Linked DNA regions of Homo sapiens: region 2 is linked to region 1. A link is a loop called in an ENCODE intact Hi-C map of the cell type or tissue named here. Cell type or tissue: chondrocyte. All regions are shown on one strand. Links, peaks and the distances in the headings refer to the core of each region. The heading gives the core; the rest is flanking DNA.

The links. Peaks named below come from ENCODE experiments on the same cell type or tissue, not always from the same donor. Only the 100,000 strongest peaks of a DNase experiment are listed, where the experiment ranks them.
Region 2: it touches region 1 in a loop (8-fold over the local background); 8 of 110 quality-filtered maps call a loop at or near these places.

Annotation. Positions count from the first base shown.
Region 1 is chr21:42,816,944-42,819,858 of GRCh38, forward strand. No RefSeq gene overlaps it. Among named protein-coding and RNA genes, the nearest start is that of LINC01668, 38 kb to the left of the region's middle. In chondrocyte, for the core only: CTCF peaks have their summits at 1,486 (motif pointing left) and 1,688; a DNase peak (open chromatin) is centred at 1,533.
Region 2 is chr21:42,144,013-42,146,927 of GRCh38, forward strand. No RefSeq gene overlaps it. Among named protein-coding and RNA genes, the nearest start is that of UMODL1-AS1, 37 kb to the left of the region's middle. In chondrocyte, for the core only: a CTCF peak has its summit at 1,671 (motif pointing right); no DNase peak of the experiment used is centred there.

The DNA of each region.
Region 1 (2,915 bases), core at 219-2,718:
TTTTTTTTTTTTTTTTTTTTTGAGACGGAGTCTTGCTCTGTTGCCCAGGCTGGAGTGCAGTGGCACAATCTCAGCTCACTACAACCTCCTCCTCCTGGGTTCAAGCAATTCTCCTGCCTCAGCCTCCTGAGTAGCTGGGATTACAGGCACCTGCCACCACGCCCAGCTAATTTTTGTATTTTTAGTAGAGATGGGGTTTCACCACATTGGCCAGGCTGGTCTCAAACTCCTGACCTCAGGTGATCCACTGGCCTTGGCCTCCAAAAGTGCTGGGATTGCAGGTGTGAGACACTGCCCCTGGCCCCAATCACTTCTTAAACTTAATCTCTACATTGGGGATCAATTTCTAAATGGGTTTGGGAAAGGACAAGCATTCAAACATAGCAGGTTCTTTTCCTCAACAATAAATTCCCATCTTCATTTTATTGGGATCTCACTGTCTGAGCTCTTTATTCTCTTTTCCCCAGGAAGATTGTGCTTGAGAAACAATCATCAAGTCTGTTGGTCCACATCTCCCGCGCACTCCCTGGATACCCCCAACAGGCCAATCCATCAAGCCACAGCTCAGTTTCCAGGGCTTTAAGAGAAGCAGAAGAAACGCTTCCACAGTCCTCATTGTGTGCAGGGAATGAGCATGAGTTATGGGGGCTCCTCAATGCTGAGCCTAGCCACCCCACTGCTGCATCCCCACAGCCCTTCCAGAGGGTCTCTATCCCTCCTTATCTAAGAGCAAATCCGGGCTCCATGTCACTGAGTGCTTACTCATCCCCAGGAAGAGGCAGTTGTTGCACTACGGGGTTTTTTTCTGTAATAAATGTCCTTTATTTTATCAGAGCATGGCACTGAAAGAAAAGAAATCAAATGTATAACTTGCAAACCAGTGGAGTGAGGAAAAGAGGAGGAGGTGCGTAAAACACAACCAACCCAAAAGAAGGGGGTTGATGCCAGTTAAAAAGTGGATGCAGTAAAAAGAAAATACGAAATAAGTTGGGAAAACTGAGTCAAAATATACTAGAATTCTATTTCATATAAATAATGTAGTCAGTTAAAAGACAGACTTCTTAAAGTAAAAGAAAAAAATCCAGCCATCTGCTGTTTACAAGAGACATACCTAAAATATAATGAAAAAAGGAGGACTAAGAAAAGAGTTGGGGAAAATATACCAAGAAAATACGAAATCAAAAGAAAGCTGTTGTCACAATTTTGATATCACACAAAAGTGACTTTGAGACAAATAGCTTTATTAGGGATAAAGAGGGTCCTGGCTTAGTAGTAAAAGGAAGAATTTTTGAGGAAAGGCAAACTTTGAACCTATGAGCCACCAAGTAAATGTTTTCAAATATGTAAAACCTAAATTCAAAAAGTTAATATATTTTCAACTTCTTCCATTCCTCTTCCTTCTCCTTCCTCACTCTCTCCTTCTCTCCCTTCCTTAATAATTTAGTTTAAAATCTATTAGACTGAGCAAGGTGATGGTGGGCCCCCTGGTGGCATGAAGCGCAGCAGCAGGAGGAGGGGCAGCATCACAGGCCTGGAGTAGGTGTCAGAGTCCAGGTGGTGGAGGGGCCAGGATGGCAGACCAGCGTAGGATGGTAGGGTGGCAGGGCCCAGCTGGGCACTATGGACCAAGTTGTATCCCTCAACATTCAAATATTGAATCCCTATGTGACTACATTTGGAGATGGGGCTTTTAGGAGGTAAATAAGGAAGGTTCCATGAGGTCATAAGGGTGGGACCCTCATCTGATAGGACTGGTACCCCTCTAGGAGAGAAGAAGAAAGTCTATGTGAGAACACAGCATGAAGGTAGCTGTCCACAAGCCAGGAAAGGAGCCCTTACTGGGAACCCGACCAGGCCAGCACCTTGATCTCAGACTTCTTGCCTCCAGAAGCCCCAATGCAATGAGGAGGTATCCACGGGACCTGGCCCCAGAATTGTCCTGGTGCAGAGTTCCAGATCCCAAAAGGGATGAGGAGAGTTTACTTATGGGGACAGCAGTGGCCCACAGAGTGCCAGGACCCGAGAAGAGTGGTCAGGACATCCATGTTAGGAGGTGGGTCATCCACTGGAAATTGGTCAGACACTGGGGATTGATACAATAGTAAATACACTGATGATAATGGGAACCAGGTTTCTCACTGTTGGAAAAGGGAGTCACAAATCTGGAAAGGGAGAAAATGAGAATGCGCTCCATGGGGTTGGGTCGGAGGAACTGGTGTGCACTCATGGTCTTCAATATAAGTACAGAAATAGATCCGCATAGAAATGTGTGTATTAATATGCTTGTTTCCTTGCTCTGTCCACTGAGAAGGCCTTAGACCTCAACAGTAATGAATACACCTAGAGCTCAGATCTTGGTTTCTAAATACCATTCTCCAATATATAAAATCAGGGCTCCCTGGAGAAATGGCTGATTGTAGAGCTTGGGCAGGAAAGGTACAAAATAAGCCTGAAATCTTTTTTTATAGAAACAAGGCAGTGCTCAAAGAATGATGGGACATGTCAAAAAACAACACAGGGGAAAAGAGGTGGAGCAAGATGGCCAAATGGAATCCTCCACCAATTGTCCTCCCAAATTTAACAATGATCTACACAAAAAAGCACCTGCATAAGAACTAAAAATCAGGCTGGGCACGGTGGCTCATGCCTATAATCCCAGCACTTTGGGAAGCTGAGGTGGGTGGATCACCTGACATCAGGAATTCAACACCAACCTGGCCAACATGGCAAAACCCCATCTCTACTAAAAATACAAAAACTAGCCGGACGTGGTGGCAGGCGCCTGTAATCCCAGCTATTTGGGAGGCTGAGGCAGGAGAATCATTTGAACCCAGAAAGTAGAGGTTACAGAGAGCCAAGATCAAGCCACAGCACTCTGGCCTGGGTGATAGTGTGGGACTCCATCTCAAGAAAAA
Region 2 (2,915 bases), core at 161-2,660, 670 kb before region 1:
GAGGGACAGACCAAGCCCTGCCCTCACAGAGCACACGGTCTTGTGGGGGAGGGAGACGCTGAAGTCAGATGATGACAGCCATGGTAAGTACTGAGAGTGATGATTGCATGTGTGCTGTGAGATGCCCCTGACCTGGTCCCTTCATCCACCCATCTAACCATCTAACCATCTACCCATCCATTCACCCACCGACCCAACCACCCATTTGTCCACCTGTTCACACATCCGCTCGTCTGTCCATCCATCCACCCACCCACCCATCCACCCATTCACCCATCCATCTGTCTGTTCATCCATCCAACCATCCATTCATCTATTCAACCATCCATCCATTCATCCACTCAACCATTTATCGATCCATTCATCCAACCACTCACCCATGCATTCACCCACTCATCCACCCCTCCATCCATCCATCCACCTCCATCCACCCATCCACCCAACCATCTGACTGACCATCCACTCAACCATCCATCCATCCATCCATCCATCCACCCACCCATCCATCCACCCATCCATCCATCCATCCATCCATCCAACCAAGGAATGTGTATTGAGTCCCAGTTTATATACTGACATGAGGAAGACAAGAAAAATGAGGCAGAGTTTTTGCCCTCAAGTATTCACAATCCATCTGAAGAAAAACCCCTGTGGATACTATAATACGTGCAGTAAATACAGGGAGGCCTCTGGTGGAAGGAAGAGAGAGAAACAGAAAAATGCACGTCTATGCATATGGACTTGTGCACCTGTTCCCATTACTTCATTGGAAGGGCTTTGGGATGCTGCTGTGTCATGACTGCTGTTTAAGAATATTATCAGCATGCATATTGCTTGCAGCTTAAACCCTCCGATCCTAGACTGTTTCCACTGGCATGGCTTAAGGGATTAAATCCAAAGTGTATGGAAACAGAAGGAGGAAGGGAGGGCCCCTGGGTGACCCTTGGATGTCTGTAGAAGTTGTTCACTGCTCTCCAGTGCAGATGTCACCCCAGGGTTGTGCAGTGCACAACCTGTAAGGCCAGACTTCAGGGCCTTGGAGACTTCCCAGAAGATCTCTTAACAGACTGAGTGGGCAACTCAAATCCTCCTGTCTGTGGAAGCGGGGAAACTGACATAGACATATTCTATACAAGCCTCATTATAAGCCCTCCACAAATGATTGTTCTCACTGCGCAGTTGAGGAAATGGAGACAGCAACTTTTCTGAAGCCAAACAGCTGGCCAGTGAAGGAACTGCAATTCAAACCAAGCTCATTGGGTGTAAAGTTCATGCCACCCTCTGCTTTCTGTGGGGGATGGGAAGGAGGGTCTTTGCAGGCTTTAGAACTCAGAGTACCTCTGAGATGTGGGAAGAGGGCTTAGGGGTTCCCCAAGGCCAGTGGGCCTTGGGCTCCTGGGGTTCTGGGTCCCTGGAGGTTCTCATGTTCAGACACTATTGGGATCTCAATCTTCCTGGCCCAGGATCCCAAGCTGTGAATCACTGGAAAGTGGAAGATCTGATGGAGGTGGAGGGTCTGATGGAAGAGAATCTGATGGAGGAGGGTCTGATGGAGGTGAAGGCTCTGATGGAGGAGGGTCTGATGGCGGGGGAGGGTCTGATGGAACTGGAGAATTACTGGGGCTTTCCATGGGCCCTCTGGCCCAGGTTGCATCTCTCCATGCTGGCCACTAGATGGCGACATTAGCTGGAGTCCACGCTGGAAACCGAATGTCCCCTGAGTTTCCGCAGCAACCACATCCCTGGGTTCTCTTGTTTGTTCTCTTTCACTGGATTTGAGCCTCTTGCGTGTCTGAAATTGTTCTGCAGACCTGCAGGCTCCGGGGCACATGTGTGCAAAGGTGGTGCCCTGGAGGCCCTGTAAATAGCTCAGAAAGTGAGGCTGGTCTTCTTCAGAGACTGAGTGATTGCGAAGTGCAGGACAAATGAGTCTATGTGGGGGCCACAGCACGGATGTCCACCCTCCCATCTGGATTTCCCAAGAATGGGAGACATCTTTTCCCTCCCTTCCCGTTTCTGGGAGGACAGGGGCAGATGGACAGGCGAGTAAGACAGGTGGCAGGGAGCCAGCAGCCCTAGGAGCTGGTGCTGGGGAGGCCCAGGTGAGATCCCTGTGGCTCAGAAGAGGACCTCTGCATGTGGAAGGGACGCCCGCAATGCCCAGTGACACCTCTCTCTATTGTGGAGGGTGACGGAGTCTGCTGAGGTAGCCACATAAGCACCTAAACCAGAAGTGAGTATCTAAAACGGCCTTGCATGCCATAAGTCATCAGATAAGAGGGGCTGGACAGGGGCTCCCCAAGCCTGTCCTCAGCTGTGACCAGGTGGCTAGCAACCCTCTTTAGTTTGAGCACCTGCTTTGTCCCAGAGAGGGAGTATTAAATGTCCGCTGTTCACCCCCCACGCCCCATCTCTGTCCCTCCTGGGGAGGAAGGCTGTGGTGGGAGTCAACCCTCGCATCCCATCTCTGTCCCTCTTGGGGAGGAGGGCTGTGGTGGGAGTCAACCCTCGCATCCCATCTCTGTCCCTCTTGGGGAGGAGGGCTGTGGTGGGAGTCACCCCCCGCACTGTGTCTCTGTCCCTCCTGGGGAGGAGGGCTGAGGTTGGAGTCACCCCCTGCACCCTGTGTCTGTCCCTCCTGGGGAGGAGGGCTGCAGTGGGAGTCAATCCCCGCACCCCGTCTCTGTCCCTCCTGGGGAGGAGGGCTGTGGTGGGAGTCACCCCCCGCACCCTGTCTCTGTCCCTCCTGGGGAGGAGGGGTGCAGTGGGAGTCAATCCCCGCATCCCGTCTCTGTCCCTCCTGGGGAGGAGGGGTGCAGTGGGAGTCCCAAGATGCAGGCTCCTCCCAGTTCTCTGCTCACCTGTGCTGAGGCTCTGCGATCTGTGGAATGGGGCCGTGTTGCAGGCTCTTGTAA